2 separate regions of the Homo sapiens genome follow, and region 2 is linked to region 1. The links are chromatin contacts, found by Hi-C or POLR2A ChIA-PET in ENCODE. All regions are on one chromosome and are shown on one strand. Each heading gives the region's core, a stretch centred on a gene start or an enhancer-like site at or near the end of the contact. The rest is flanking DNA. Distances are from core to core; before and after follow the strand shown.

Evidence for each region. A loop is a pair of places that touch in the nucleus more often than their neighbours do. ChIA-PET counts read pairs that join two places held with the same protein, here RNA polymerase II (POLR2A). Pooled maps may share reads with other maps.
Region 2: a loop to region 1 is called in a map of ovary, with 8 times the contacts of the local background. The contact joins two enhancer-like sites. A Hi-C loop is called at or near these places in 1 of 168 maps with a recorded cell type or tissue (ovary) and 4 of 50 pooled maps. POLR2A ChIA-PET finds 5 or more read pairs at or near these places in 1 of 52 experiments (activated CD4-positive, alpha-beta T cell).

Annotation. Positions count from the first base shown.
Region 1 is chr17:55,657,593-55,664,578 of GRCh38, forward strand. No RefSeq gene overlaps it. Among named protein-coding and RNA genes, the nearest start is that of TMEM100, 62 kb to the right of the region's middle. Within about 2 kb of position 3,144, at least 3 of the 41 ENCODE cell types and tissues checked have a DNase peak (open chromatin) inside an H3K27ac peak, as active enhancers do.
Region 2 is chr17:55,811,561-55,819,197 of GRCh38, forward strand. It overlaps a transcript of PCTP not described here. Among named protein-coding and RNA genes, the nearest start is that of PCTP, 64 kb to the left of the region's middle. Within about 2 kb of position 3,056, at least 3 of the 41 ENCODE cell types and tissues checked have a DNase peak (open chromatin) inside an H3K27ac peak, as active enhancers do.

The sequences.
Region 1 (6,986 bases), core at 1,894-4,393:
TGTGTGTGTGTGTGTATGTGTGTGTGTATGTATACATGTAGATATACATATACGTATGGATATATGTCACTATTCAGTGCTGTAACATACACATCTTATGTATATGTATGCTGTAATGTATACATATATATGTTTAAAATTGAAATATAATTGCAGACAAACTCTGCCGTAAGGTATCAAAGCTTAATTAGGGAAGCAGTAAACAGTAAGATGTCATCGAATTTGTTCTTCAGGTTTTATCATGAGTTACAATATGCTTCAAACATCAAGTAAGAACCAACATCTGCTTCTTGGTCTTTCTCATCCCTAGGGGCAGCAGCGTTTGCCTCAGTCTTATGATTGAATAATGAATTGATTAACGAACAGCAGAACCAGTGTTTCCGCTCTTTTGTTGTGTCTCCTATTATTCTGTTAGAAATCAAGGTACCATTGGTTATAATGATAATAGAGAGAGTAATTTTGGTTTTCTTCAATGCCTGCTCCATGCTTGATCTTGTACCAAGCACTTCTCAGCACTTTACACAATAAAATTGTAACCTCTTACTTCCTGCACCTTCCTCAAACTAGGAAACTTCACTTCTTCAGAAAGAACATACCTTCCACAGATCATCAATGAGCATTGAGGACTACATTGTAGATTTGTAGGAGATGCAGGACAGAGTCTATTTTCCATGCGACACAGCAAAATATTTAATAGAAATCCCCTTTTAGATATTTCTGCTCCCTTCTCTCCAAATTCTCTCTTCCCAGTGGTACTTAGATTCTCCTTTCCCTCAATTTCTGTCCTATGATCTGAAGGAATTAAGTTCACTGAAAACTTGCACACCCCTTTCAGCAAATAAAGCCCCAAAAGTAAGTGGAGCCATCTTCCATAGAATGAAGTAGGGTCGCTTAATTGCCAGTTGGACATAGTCCTCTAACCCTTAAACCAATGATCAAAGTTTCTTTCCAGTGACTTAGAATCCTCTCCCTAAAAGGAATCCTGATGCTAAGAAAAGTAACATTGTTTTCCATACATTTACATACTGGTTAGCAATTGTTTTGAGCACTTACAATGTGCTAACTCCCATGTCTTGAACTTTACACCCATTATCATTTATGCTCAATAGCTCTATGTTACCCAACTTTCTTGGAATCAGGTGATGCTTGCTAAACTACCAGGTGGGACACAGTAGAGAGGGGGCTAAATAGGAGCAGGAGGAGAGAGGGAAAGGGAAGCTAGAGCACACTGGTTCGAAGTATGAGTCCGAAACTAGACTGCAGGGTCTCAAATCCCAGCTCTGTCATTTCTTGCTTGTGGGGCCTGCTTGAGTAAACCTTTGTAGAGGTAAATGTTTACCATTGTAAACCTCAGTTTTTTTCTCTTATTCAAATGGAGATCATAATTGTACCTATATCATAGAACTGAGATGACAATTAAATGAGATAGTATTTATCGGGTGCTTAGCCCAATGCTTGGCACTGAGTATGAGGTGTTCAACAAATTATTTGTTATTCTTCTTCTTATTATTACTATCCATAGCAGCCTCACGCTGGTCATGTTGATAATTCATTCTTCTATCTGTAGCACTGCTTTTTTTCTTCCTTTGAGATGGATTCTCACTTCTGTTGCCCAAGCTGGAGTGCAGTGGCATGATCTCGGCTCACTACAACCTCCACCTCCCCGGTTCAGGCGATTCTCTTGCCTCAGCCTCCTGAGTGGCTGGGACTACAGGCATGCACCACCATACCTGGCTAATTTTTGTATTTTTAATAGAAACAGGGTCTCACCATGTTGGCCAGGCTGGTCTCGAACTCCTGACCTCAGGCAATCCACCCTCCTTGGCCTCCCACAGTGCTGGGATTACAGGCGTGAGCCACTGCGCCTGGCCTGTACCACTGCTCTTTCATCTAAAATGAAAGGGAGAGGGGCACGGTGGCATGAGCCTATAGTCCCAGATACTTGTGAGGGTGAGGTAGGAGGATCACTTACACCCAGAAATTCAAGGTTACGATGAACTATGATCACGCCACTGCACAACAGCTTGGGCAACAGAGCAAACGCCATCTCTAAAAAAATTTGTTTTAAAGGGAGAGGGAATAATAATGCTTTGCTCTTCCCATGTATTCAAATAAAAACTTGAGGCAAATTAAATTCAGCAGAATTTAACTGAGCAAAGAACTATTCACAAATTGGGCAAACCTCAGAGCCAGAAGAGGTTCAGAGAGTTCCCCTTTACAACATGGGCGGACAGCATTTATGAAAATGGAAGTGAGGCATAGAAACAGCTTGATTGGTTATAGCTTGGTGTTTGCCCTATTTGAATAAGGTCTGATCAGTGATGGATTGGAGCTTAGCTGCTGTGATGGGCCAAGACTCAGCTATTTGTTACAAAAGTATACTCCTAAAGTCGGCTTTCAGTTAGTTTCTGTACTAAGTTAGGTTGCAGTTGTTACATAAGGAATCAAAGTATAGAGTCATTCTCAGGCCAAATTTGGTTCAATTCAACACAAGCAACAAGAAATTCAGGAATGATAAGTATAAACATACCTTGGAAAATTCATAAAGAACCACACAAATATTAAGGAATACCATTCTCAATAGAGCATTACTGGAATAGAATTAAGAACTGCACTAGGTCCATGTGATTCAGAGTAGAAGTTTTCATTTAATTCCTAAGTCAATTTATCAAGTAAAGCAATTCAACACATCTCCTCTCCCCAGAGACCAATCCATAACTGTCATTTGACACATTTACAGCCCACTTCCTTCAGAGAAAATGCTTATTGAATGTTGTACAATAAACCATTTCCTAGTCTTGGTGCTGAACAACAGTGACCCACAGGCCCCTTCTCTGTTTCAATGAGCTAAATGCTGGTGGTTTTTTTTTTTCCCCCACAGCCTAACCAACCCAGCTTCCCACGAAATTCCAAATGGATTAACTCTTTCTGCTCAAGGGGGCTCAAATGCTGAGCTAGCTGAAGTGTATTCATTCTAAAACTGGAAACAGAACAGGATAAAATAGACCATTTGAGTTTTCCTTAGAGCTTGGCTCTTCTTTGCTGTTTCAAAATCTCTGACTCACCATTTGTACTGAACAAAAATGACCAGGACTCCAGAGGATAAAAGTACATCCACACTTTACAGCCACGGTATCTCTGCCCTGCCAGGGTTCAAGGTTCAGGTTTTACCTAAAGGCCTCAAGGACTTGATACCTGTGATTCCTGGACTACTCTCTTAGGTAGACCTTTTAACAAACTCCACCTTGGTGCTTCTTGTTAGTTAGGCTGGTCTTGCTGACTCTGTGAATCTGGAGTCTCGCTTTTGACACCAGGGAACCTGCCTGTTCCTCACTGCCTTGTCTGCTTTAGAGCACTGGTCAGTAAGTGACAAGCTAGCTTTTGACACCAGGGAACCTGCCTGTTCCTCCCTGCCTTGTCTGCTTTAGAGCATTGGTCAGTAAGCGACAAGTCATAGGTTTGATTGCTGATGCAGAGATTTGAAAGTTGTGGCTGCATGGGCAAGTCAGCTTAACCTCTTTGAGTCTCTATGTCTTTTTATTTTTTAATCTGCAGAGCGGGGTTTCATGAGTTTCTCCATATGGATGTTATGATAATTAAATGAAATAATGAATACAGAAGTTGCTTTTACAACAACTGGTATATGAGATGGTCTCAAGCAATATTAGTTAAAGTTGGGTGTTTATCTGTGCCTCCAATATCTGCCTCCTTATAGTTTCCATATCCTCCAGATGCTTCTAGTGCCGACCTCAGCTGCCTTGCCCTTCTTTCATTGTTATTTTTATCCCTTCAAGTGCACACACTGACCTTTGCATTTGATGCCTGGAAAATAATTTGTCTCAACATTCTAAGTCTATGTCAATTAAAATAAATTTAATGCATTTCTCAAAGCCTCCACATTCATTTCTACTGGAAAAATCCAAATGCAAATGAGACATCTGGTTCTCATGTACAGATGGTCTGTGCATTATTTGCATCTTTGTCAAATCAAGCTAATGTGAAACCTCATGTCATATGGTCTGCATGTCCTCTGTTTCTTTGCTAGGGATTATATATGATGAAAAAATATGACCAAGATATGATGAAAATATTTTCTGAAGTCACACTAATTTGTGTTTTGCTGTAAGTCAAATCACTTGATTGTTCTGATAAAATATTTGTCGAGTTTTCCCATGTCTGTGGCACTGTTTTTGATTCTGTGGGAAATTCAAGAAAACCATGCTGTAGACTCTGCTCAGGAGGGTAACATCAGAAGCCCTGCCATTTCATAGAGAAAGCATAGGATTATGCATTGCAAATCCTAGGACTGGCTTTTGTCATTGGAGTCAAGTTTTCCAAACTCTAGGTCTGATGATTAATTTAAAATCAATTAAAATTGAGTAAAGATTTTCCACATGTATACTATTACTACTAGTAGTATATGGTCTATGATGAACAAGCTTCAGTCCTTGCCCTTTAAGAGTTTTCAGTTTGATCGAGAGAGGCAGAAAAGTAACTGGATAATTGTAATACAGTGGGATTAGTGCAAACGTCATTCCTATAAGAAGGCATTGAAAGCATGCACTTGCACACACATACGAGAGCTAGGGTGGATTTTAGTCCCAGCTCAAATGCCAGCTTCCTCCTCTCAACTCCCCCAGCATTTTATCTGAACGTCCATGATGGCCCTGTTCCATTTTTGCATCCTCCGCAAGTATTTGTAGAATGAATGAACAATTTCCTTACCTTTTCCAAACACAGGAAGCTGGTATCTATAGCTGAATAGTTACTGCTCGATATCTGATCCTGCATACTATTAGGCAAGCTGCTAGGGTAGTGATAAAGTCCCTTGGAACCTCACCCCTGAGAACTTATATCTTTGCGTGACCCTGAAAAGGGTGGGAATTCAATGAAATGAGTAAATTATCAAAAACAAACAAGAAGAACCAAACTCTGGAATTTTAAACACGGATGACCTTGCCTCACATAATGCTGAGGGTCATATGAAAGCCCACTTTGGCCAAAGCATCTTCCCAAAAATCCACCCAAGAACACCCTCCTTCCTTCCCTTCACCCATGGTCCCCATACTCCTCAGTTTGCTTCTCCAGCCCCTGTGTTTACTCTGGTTTCTGTCTCTGTGCCTGACCCTTCTCAGGTCTAGAGACTGGCTGTGGCGCCCATATCTGATCTTTGTTTCCACCTTTATTCTCTGCTGTTTCTGTCTACTTGACCTGAGTGTCATGTACGACTTCAAGTAAAGAACTCCCACAAGGTGGCTTCCTCTCTAAGAAACTCTCAGCCTAGGCAGGTCCCCAGTTTTCCATTAGGGAGGGAGACTTTGGATAAGTAAAGAAGGATGGGATTGAGGTGTCTGGGTTCCAGGTACAGCAGTTACCAAATGCGTAATCTCAGATAATGGATTTTACCTATATTTTGCCTACTTTCCCATCTGTAAAAATGGAGGTAGTACCTACCTCAGGTGCTTGTGAAAATCAAACTTGAATCAATGTATGTATAAGCGCTTCAGAGGAAGATAACATTAAAAAAATAGCAGTTCTTTCCTCTCTCACCTCTCCCTCATGTGGCCTCAGTTTCCTCCCAGGCCCGAGTGTCAATGTGATATTCTTCTTAAGGCAGAAGGATTAGGAAGGCCCCTTCCTAAGGACATTCCAGGCTTACCTATCTTTGATGCTTTTTCCTGGTCTTCAAAGATTATTTCCTGTTCACTCTCTCAATTCATCTCAGGAACACTGAAGTATCCCCCAGTCTGATGCATGCCAATTATTTTGCAGCTAACTCATTGACAGTTGAACATGACATCAATCCGGGTATTGATAATAATAATACCAAAAGAATCAAGGTCAGCAAGAAAGGACTCATGATGTGTTACATCATTTCCAACAGTCTCAAGTAGGACTGTTCTGGCTATCTTATTTTTTACTTTTACCTTAAGGATTTTATACTGCCTTTGTGTGTGCCTAATTTTTGCCTTAGTCATCTGGGTCTAAGTGGTTCCTTATTGCCTGAGCCTGACCCTGATGCTCTCTTGAGGAGGAATTTGTAATCTTTTGTTGACACACTAGCAGTGTGGGTGCATCAAGAAAGAGAAGCAATTTGAGGGGTTGTTAAAAAAGCCAAGAGTGCATTCCAAGACATGGAATCAAAAGAGTATGTCAGAAGGAGCCCAGGTTTTCAACAATTTGGCTTTTATCCTCTACCTTCCAGAACTATGACTAAATAAATATCCTTGTCCTTGATCTTTAAAGGCAAATGGGACATTTACCCCATTATGTATTAGTCTATGTCCATCTCCATCTCCTTCTCCATCTTGTCTCTGTCTCTGTCTCTGCCTTTATCTCTGTCACTAATCAATGTAGAGAGGTGTACCAATGTCTTTTGGGAAGTTTCTGCACCTGTATGGCCATTGTATGTCATGCTATGTATGTGAGTGGACAGGTCGGCCTCTATATTTTTTTCTACAATTAAGTGCAGATGCAAGCACCAGTGAGCTCCTTATAATACAGGTTTTTGTGTTTGGGACATAAGCACTGATTTCTGGATCTTGGAGTTGAATGCCATCATTGACAGGAAGGAGCGAGGTCAGTTGCTCTTCAGTCCAAGAGGTAGAAGGACCCCCAAGCCATTACATTCCCAGGCAGACAAATGAAACTGTTACAGAGGCTGCTTCTCAGGCTCCCAGTCTTTCCATCCAGACTTTATTTCATGGCAGATGAGCATGCTCTAAAATGTGAAGAAGATGAGAAAGTCTATTGAGGATCAGCCTTGAAAAGATCTTGTCCTTCTACCATATTCAGCAATCGGTGAAGCATAGAAGACAGGGTACACATGCTCTCCCTGGAGGAAGTACAACCTAGCACTGAGGCCAGTGTCTGTAGAGCCAGGCTGCCTACTTCCTCATTCTGCCCTGAACCTCTTATTTCCTAGCCGGGTGACTTTGAGCAAATTATTTATCTCCTTAGACTCCGTTTTCCTCAGTTAGTAATAT
Region 2 (7,637 bases), core at 1,806-4,305, 150 kb after region 1:
TCTGAATACAGCACCTGGCTGGAGAGCATTGCCTGTCTGATGATTCACACTTTTAAATAAAAATAATAAAACCCTTGGCTGGACAGCTTCACTTCCACAGTCCAGCTGGGATGTCGTCACTGTGGTTCCAAAACACACTTGGGTGATATTTCAGCTTGAATAAGTGTCATTTGCACATTCAGTTGTGAAAATTCTGCACGGAGGTCTTGTGATCACACTCCTTGTCAGGCATCTGCCAAAAGCTTGCTAATGTTTTGGCTCCCTTGTCCTGCTGGTTTTTGCTGGAAGTGACCTAGAGGAGCGTGGGATGCCTTCTCCTTTAGTTGAAACCCAAGTTAAAATGGGACAATCTGGGTGAGTGACCCAAACCTGAGTCCTGATTCAACCATTATTTACTGAGCACTCAGTATGTATCAAGCATTTTCCTGTATTTTATTACATTGAATCTTCCTGGTAGCGCTCTGAGGTGGGTGTTGTGATCTGTATTTTACAGATGTGGAAGTAGATTCAGATGTGAAAGTAACTTGCCAAAGGCCATTCAGTGAGTAGAACTAAAGAGATCTGATTCCAGGTTTCCTGCCCTCATCTCCATATCAAGGTGCTTCTAGTTCACTTTGAGGTGAATAAAGTAAAGAATGGAGGGGTAATATAATAGAGATGATAATAATAATAATTACAAACATCACTACCAACATTTCTTAAGTCTGCACTGTGTGCCAAGCACTATGGGAATACCTTACAGGCATCACTTCATTTTACCCTCACAACACCCATAAGAGGTAGTAGGCACTAGTATTTCCCCCATGGTACAAAGAAGGAAAATGATGCTTAGAGACGTTAAGCAGGTTAGCAAATGATGTGCCAAGTTTTAAGCCCAGACATTCTGTTGCCAAGGCTTGCTACAACAGCTGTATGAAAACATGCAATGTGGGAGTGCCAGATTAGATTCCTCACCTGCCCCATATCTTCAAAGAAAGCACCAAGAGAAAGTGTGAGGTCAATGATTTGAAAAAATTAATCAGACTGTCAACATTTCCAGTGGAGCCCATTCAGCCAAAGTCACCATTTTCAACGTTAACCTCCATGTTGCAAGGCTGACTTAGGAACGTTACACTCACAGACTCTGAGGAAGATGATGGATTTGTTGAGATGGAGCCTCACCTGGCTTGGAGCCAGGATGTCCAGGCTAAATCTGTGTCATTTAGTCCTTTTCACCCCATCTTATTGGGAGTAAGCTGGAAAGAAAATTCGGGTGCTTTGCCAAGGCTTTGGGAATTCACAGCCCTGTCACTCAGAGATGAGAAGGATCCTTTAGTTAGAAAAAGTTCTCAGTCACCCCTTCTGGAAGATAATCAGTGATGTGCCTTTCCGCAGTCATGAGAGTTATCACTCCTCCCCACGGGGAGAGTGGGCAGTCACGGTGAATCCTGGAAATGGGAGCTGCTCCCAGAGTGATTGAGAACAGAACTGAACTCAGTTCCTCACTTCTTGGTACCAAAGGGGTTGGGTTGTGCCTTGCAAAGGGAGAGCAAGAATGAAAAGAAGAGTAGAATGAGGTTTCGTTTTATATCCAGTAATCAACACACCAAATTAAAAATGAGCAGGGCAGTTTTGTGTGTGCTTGTGATTTGTTACACTGTTTTCCTTTCCTCTCTTATTTAAAAAATGCTATTTAAACAATATTATAATGACATTAAAAGAAGTACGTTATTTATTTATTTATTTTGAGACAGCACCTTGCTCTGTTATCCAGGCTGGGGTGCTGCGGTGGTGCGATCTCGGCTCACTGCAACCTCTGCCTCCCATGTTCAAGTGATTCTCCTGCTTCAGCCTCCCGAGTAGTTGGGATTACAGGTGTGCACCAACATTTTTGTGTTTTCAGTAGAGACAGGTTTTTTTGTGTTTCAGTAGAGACAGCTAATTTTTGTGTTTTCAGTAGAGACAGGGTTTCATCATGTTGGCCAGGCTTGTCTCGAACTCCTGATCTCAGGTGATTTGCCTGCCTTGGCCTCCCAAGGTGCTGGGATTACAGCTGTGAGCCACCGTGCCTGGCCAGAAGTTTAATAAAGAAAATATTCACATTCCACTTGTAGAATACAGCATAGTCTTTGCTCGTGCATCATCTATTCTTATGTAACTGTAATCAGACAATAGAGTGAGCATTTTTCCATGTTGTCCCATATTCCTTAAAAATATTCCTTGCTGGGCATGGTGGCTCACGCCTGTAATCCTAGAACTTTGGGAGGCTGAGGCCAGAGGATCTCTTGAGCCCAGGAGTTCAAGACCAGCCTGGACAATATAGTGAGACCTTGTTTTTACTAAAAATAAAAACATAGCCGGCCATAGTGGCACATGCCTGTGGTTCCAGCTACTCAAGTGGCTGAGGTGGGAGGATCACTTGAGCCTGGGAAGTCAAGGCTGCAGTTATGAGAGATTGAGAGATCGTGTCACTGCACTCCAGCCTGGGTGACAGAGGAAGGAAGACCCTGTGTCAAAAAAAAAAAAAAGAAAAATTGTTTCAAAAGAGAATTCAATGCGTCGATTACAAAGCCTATTGCTTCTTTCCTTTCTTAATTTTGCTGACACTCTGATATTTTAATCTCCATTCTAGAGTGTGAGCTTATTCATATCCATTCTAGAGGAAGGAGGAGGTTTGAAAATGAAGGGACATGCACATTTGTCTACCCTGTCATGTGTTAATGGTTCCCATTAATAACAAAATAGATGAGGATTAGATAAGAGGAGAAACAGAAGAAAAAAAGATCAAAAGTGTTCACTAAAATGAGTTGTATTCTAGTTATTTTCAATTTTAGGAGAACCAAGGTGAAAAAATGCACTAACCAGCTGACAAACAGCTCTGCCCTCCGGAGGCTTGGCAGACACTGAGCAGCTGCTCCTGGGGCCAGGCACCTCTGGCTGTGCCAGCAGCTGTGCCAAGGCTGAACAAGGTCGGGGGGAAAGAAATGCTTCACATACCTTTGGATTTGTTTAGTCATTGACGCAGGAAATAGGTCTGTGTCGCTCAGCTGGTAGCATCATTGCGTTTGCCTGGAAGGTCAAGGGTTCAAGAACCACACTAGAAAGTTGGCAGCTTCCCGAAGCCAATGCTTGCACTGTCATGGAAGGCAGGTGGTGGTGAACACTGGAGAAAGGAATGCTCTCTCTGCATGTCCCAGGGAAATGGGGCTCACAGGGGCAAGACAGACACAACACCACTCAGTTTACTTTGACCCATAAGCTTCAAAGTACTCCTGTGTGGAACTAGCAGAACTGTCATCCAGGGGACAGGATTGTGTCATAGACAACTCTAGAAGACAAGCGGAGTTTGGGGCTCTCTGATGCATGCTCTACCATCTTTTTTACTGAACCCTCAGCTCAGCCTCTGTTTCAGCTTTGAGAAACTCAGAAACCAAGAACAGTGAAAAATTGTGGCAGATCCTCAGGAAGAAAAGAGGCCCACACTTACTGAGTAAACTAAGCCTGGAATTCAGGTCTACAGCCCAGTAGAATAATCTCTTTGTAAACTTCTCTAAAATGCTTATGTGCATTGCTGCTTGGAAGTTCAATGTTATGCACAAAAGCAATTTACTATAATATTTAAGATATTTAAATTAGTTTAAGAGTTTAAAAAGCATGATTATATTTGAAATTATTGGGAATTATTTATAGTAAATACACTTGATAATTTTGCTTTTGGCTAAATATTGGAAATTTGGGGAAATAATCCAAAAAATGATAGTAGAGAGGGAGTTCAGCAAAGGTAAATGTGGAAATACATCTTTTAAAATTAATCAAGCCCACTCCGCTAAAAGATAGATCACTTAAGCCTGAAATACAATTTATCTGCCTAAAGAATTTCTATGGCAGCAGGTGTGGCCTGAACAACAGTGCACACCTGAGCTGTTTGTGCATGGAGTAACATTTTGGCTTACAAGTTACCACAGGGCTAATTGTTGCTTATTTATTTCGTGGGCTGCTCTGATCCTAGATACCTTTGTCCCTGGAATGTGGGAGATTGAGTAGGTGTGGGGATGGTGCTCTTCGGTAAAATTGTCTTTAGACTGGAGAAGGTACAGTAACAGGCAGCTTCTTGTTAGTCTAAAGGAAAAAAATCCCTGACTCCTTTCCCCTTTAAATAAAACACCTTGCTTGCAACCAGCTATAAGAGAGGTTTGAGGTTGGCTTGCATCGGGAACCTGCCAACAGGTTCAAGTCTGATGTTCCTACTCCCAGGACATCTTTTGCTGTCTTATCATGAGTTTTTTATTTATTCAGTTATTAGGAGCTGTCTTTCTGCTCCTACCCTCAGAGACCTAAACAAGACCTCTCATCTTTTGAAACCAAAGACAGAGTGAAACAGTCCCCAAAGAAAGGAAATCCTACAAAGTCTAATGGAAGTTACACAGTTTTGGATTTCCCTTGGCATTTCGTGGTACCTGTCTCTAGTCCTTAGTGCTGTCTACCTGAAATTACTAACATTTCCTCTCTTCATGAGGACAAGGTTCTTCTTCTTTAATTTTTTAACAGCTTTATTGAGATATCATTCACATATCTCACATACGATTCACCCATTTAAAGTATATGCTTCAATGGCTTTTATTATATTCACAGACTTGGGCAGCCATCATCTTAATCAATTTTATAACATTTTCATGATCACCCCCAAAGAAATCCCAAATGTTTTAGCCAACATTCTCCAATCCTCCTGTCTTCCCAGGTCTAGGAAACCACTAATGTAATTTTTGACTCTATGAAATTGTCTGGATATTTCTCTATGAAATATTCTGGATATTTCATACAAATGGAATCAAGGCTCTCTTTAAGCATCCTACTATTCTTCTACAGAGCCTGGCCAAAAACCTGGTACCTAGTAGGCCTTTTAGCAAGGCTATATTAGTTACTTGATTTAGGTATATTAAATGACTCTTTTAGGATCAATATAGCTCATGAGTGGGTAACTGGATAGTCCTAGATGAAAGACCTCATATGCCATTACCCATGGCGTGTTAATGGTCTGGACAGTATCAGAATGAAAAGACAGCCTATGAGTCATAGCTTCCCCTAGGTGAGGTCCCACAGACATGGCCCCCTGTACTACTTGTCTGTTCAATGATATAACACGGACGCCATCAGCTCAACAAATCAGAAATCGATTCCCTAGAAGACTGGAGTTCTCTTATAAGTTGGCACACCACGGTGTGTGTTAACAGGCAATAACACTAAAATGCACTAAAGACCATGTAATTTATTCCCAACATGCTGTTATTCTTTCCAAAACATTAGCTTTGGAGCAGAACGTTTGCTAAATGTTGTCTTTATTTCCAAAGCTTGGGGTAAAGATCATATGCAACCAATGACTGAGAGATAATTGGCCACTTTACAGTTTTAACCTCAAATGAACTCCCCCGTCTGAGTAAATTTCCTGGTAAAAGATCCCATTTTAATAGAATGTGAAAGCTGCAAGAAAGATGGAGCTTACAGATCACAGTATGGTCTGTTAGATAAATGACCAGGAGTAATATTTCTTAAAACCACATTTTGTAGACAGAGTTAACAGAAAACCCAGGAAAAAAATACCCAGTGGTTCAGCATTCTCGCTTAAATGAAAATAGCATGTGTGTTTTCAGCTCAAGTTGTGCCAGGGCTTGGAGGGAAATTGGCAAGGATTAAAACCAAGAGTCTTTTGGGGGTTGTTGGGTATTGTCATCCTGGACCTGACCTCACAGCTTTCTCTCTTGGAGGAGAAGGCAAAAAGTAGCTGTGCTAAAACTTTGCTCTAAGAGTTGCCACAGAGTCCAGAAAGTTCCTCTTCTTGCAGTTGGCTTATTTTCACTGAGCTGGCATTGAGCCAGAAGTCAAGTTATTATTTTGTTTAATAGCTGAAGAAATGACCATCTTGTGCTTTTTAACCTAAAGGTGGCCTTGACTGCAGATCCCTGGATGTGGGGAAGCACCTAAGAAGGTCAGTTCTTCCGGTAGAATGGGAGGGTGCTCCTGCTGTGCATTTAAAGTGAGGTCCTTGGTTTCCTCCTTTGGATTATCATCTTTGGTGAGGTTTGCCTTATGGAGAACTGATGACTGTGAGTTGTCATGTACAAAGTGGAAAAGTAGCTTTATTGTCTGAAGCTCAAATTTCACAGGCTTGCACTCCTTGGTTTAGAATTCAGATTCCTCAGTTTGAAAGAGAACAAGAAAATGTCGCACCTTTTAATCTATTTGGGCAGAAAGAAAATTTAAATCTAGTCAGAGAGGGTATCTGTCTACAAGAGCTCATCCCAAAGATTTCAATTAGTTATTCAAGAAACCATGGCTAAGAACACACTATGAGCCAGGAACTCTCCTGGGTCCTAGGGGTTACAGAGGAAAACTAACCATGACTCTACCTTGAAGGGCTCACAGTTTATTGGTGATTGGTCATAGGGGAGAGGGAGAGGGAGTAAGACCTAAGTTTGGTGAGTACCATGATACAGGTATGTACAGGATATGATGCAGCACAGCTTGGGGTGGGTCAGAAAGACTTTTCATGAGAAACGAATCCAAGGTTGGGTCTCAAAGTAAGAATAGAAGTTAGCCAGGCATCTGGAAGTTCACAGTTGCATGGGGGAGGCAGTTGGCTGAGATAGAGGGAAAAAGCACAGAAACGGAGATCGCATGATGTGATTCAGCATGTCTTGGGTGGGTAGGCATGTATTTTTTGAAAGATGAGGTCAGAGAAGTTGGCAGAGGCCAGATCAATAGCAGCCTTGGGTTTTAAACAAGACCACTTTCCTAGCTCCTCCTGGCTATTCCAACATGGCAACTGGTGCCCTGAGTTCTATCTCAGCATTTGTCACTGTGTGAGTATCACTCTTTTTTGCTCTAAGCAGATAGATCTTGCAGATCTGTAAAAAATTCTGGTTTTTCCACTTACTATGTATGTAATCTTGGACAAACTACTTAGCTATGTGGAGGCTCTGTTTTCTCTTCTGTAAAATGGGTCAAACAAAAAACAACTTCATAGGGTTATTGTGAGTATTACTAGGATCAAACAAGAACAATGACTGGCATGAGAAAAAAGTGGTCATGAAATATTTGTGGAATTAAATTGGGTACAGGAGTGAAAAGGAAATTCTTCTGTCTGGAAAATAGCCTTTAGCTTTCCAAACACCAGTAGCTGCCAAAGCAGTGTAGGACACCTGGAAAGAGGTAGAAAAGAGATCCGAACCATGAAGAAGAGTGACAGGAAGCCACAGACCCCAAAACTAGAAGATGGTAAGCCAGTGAAGCAGATCAAAGTGGGAGGGGTGCATCTTGTGCCAGAACAGCAAGGGCACGGTCAGAAGGGTGGCCAGGAGGGAGGAGGTGGCAGATGCTGGCTCACAGGGCACTTCAGGGAGTGAATGCATGGCAGCCTGTGGCTTCCTCTTTCCTGATGTTGTCCTGGTGTCCTACCAGGCTCTGGAAAGAAATCAAAAAAAAAAAAAAAAAAAAAAAAAAAGAAAAGGAAAGAAGAGAGGAAAAACGGGAAAAAGAAAACAGCGGCATTGTTGTTTAATAACAGCGACACCCCTTCATGATAGAAAACACATAACAAACTAGAAATAGAAGGGAACTTCCCCAACCTGCTAAAGGGTGTTTATGAACAAACCACAGCTAAC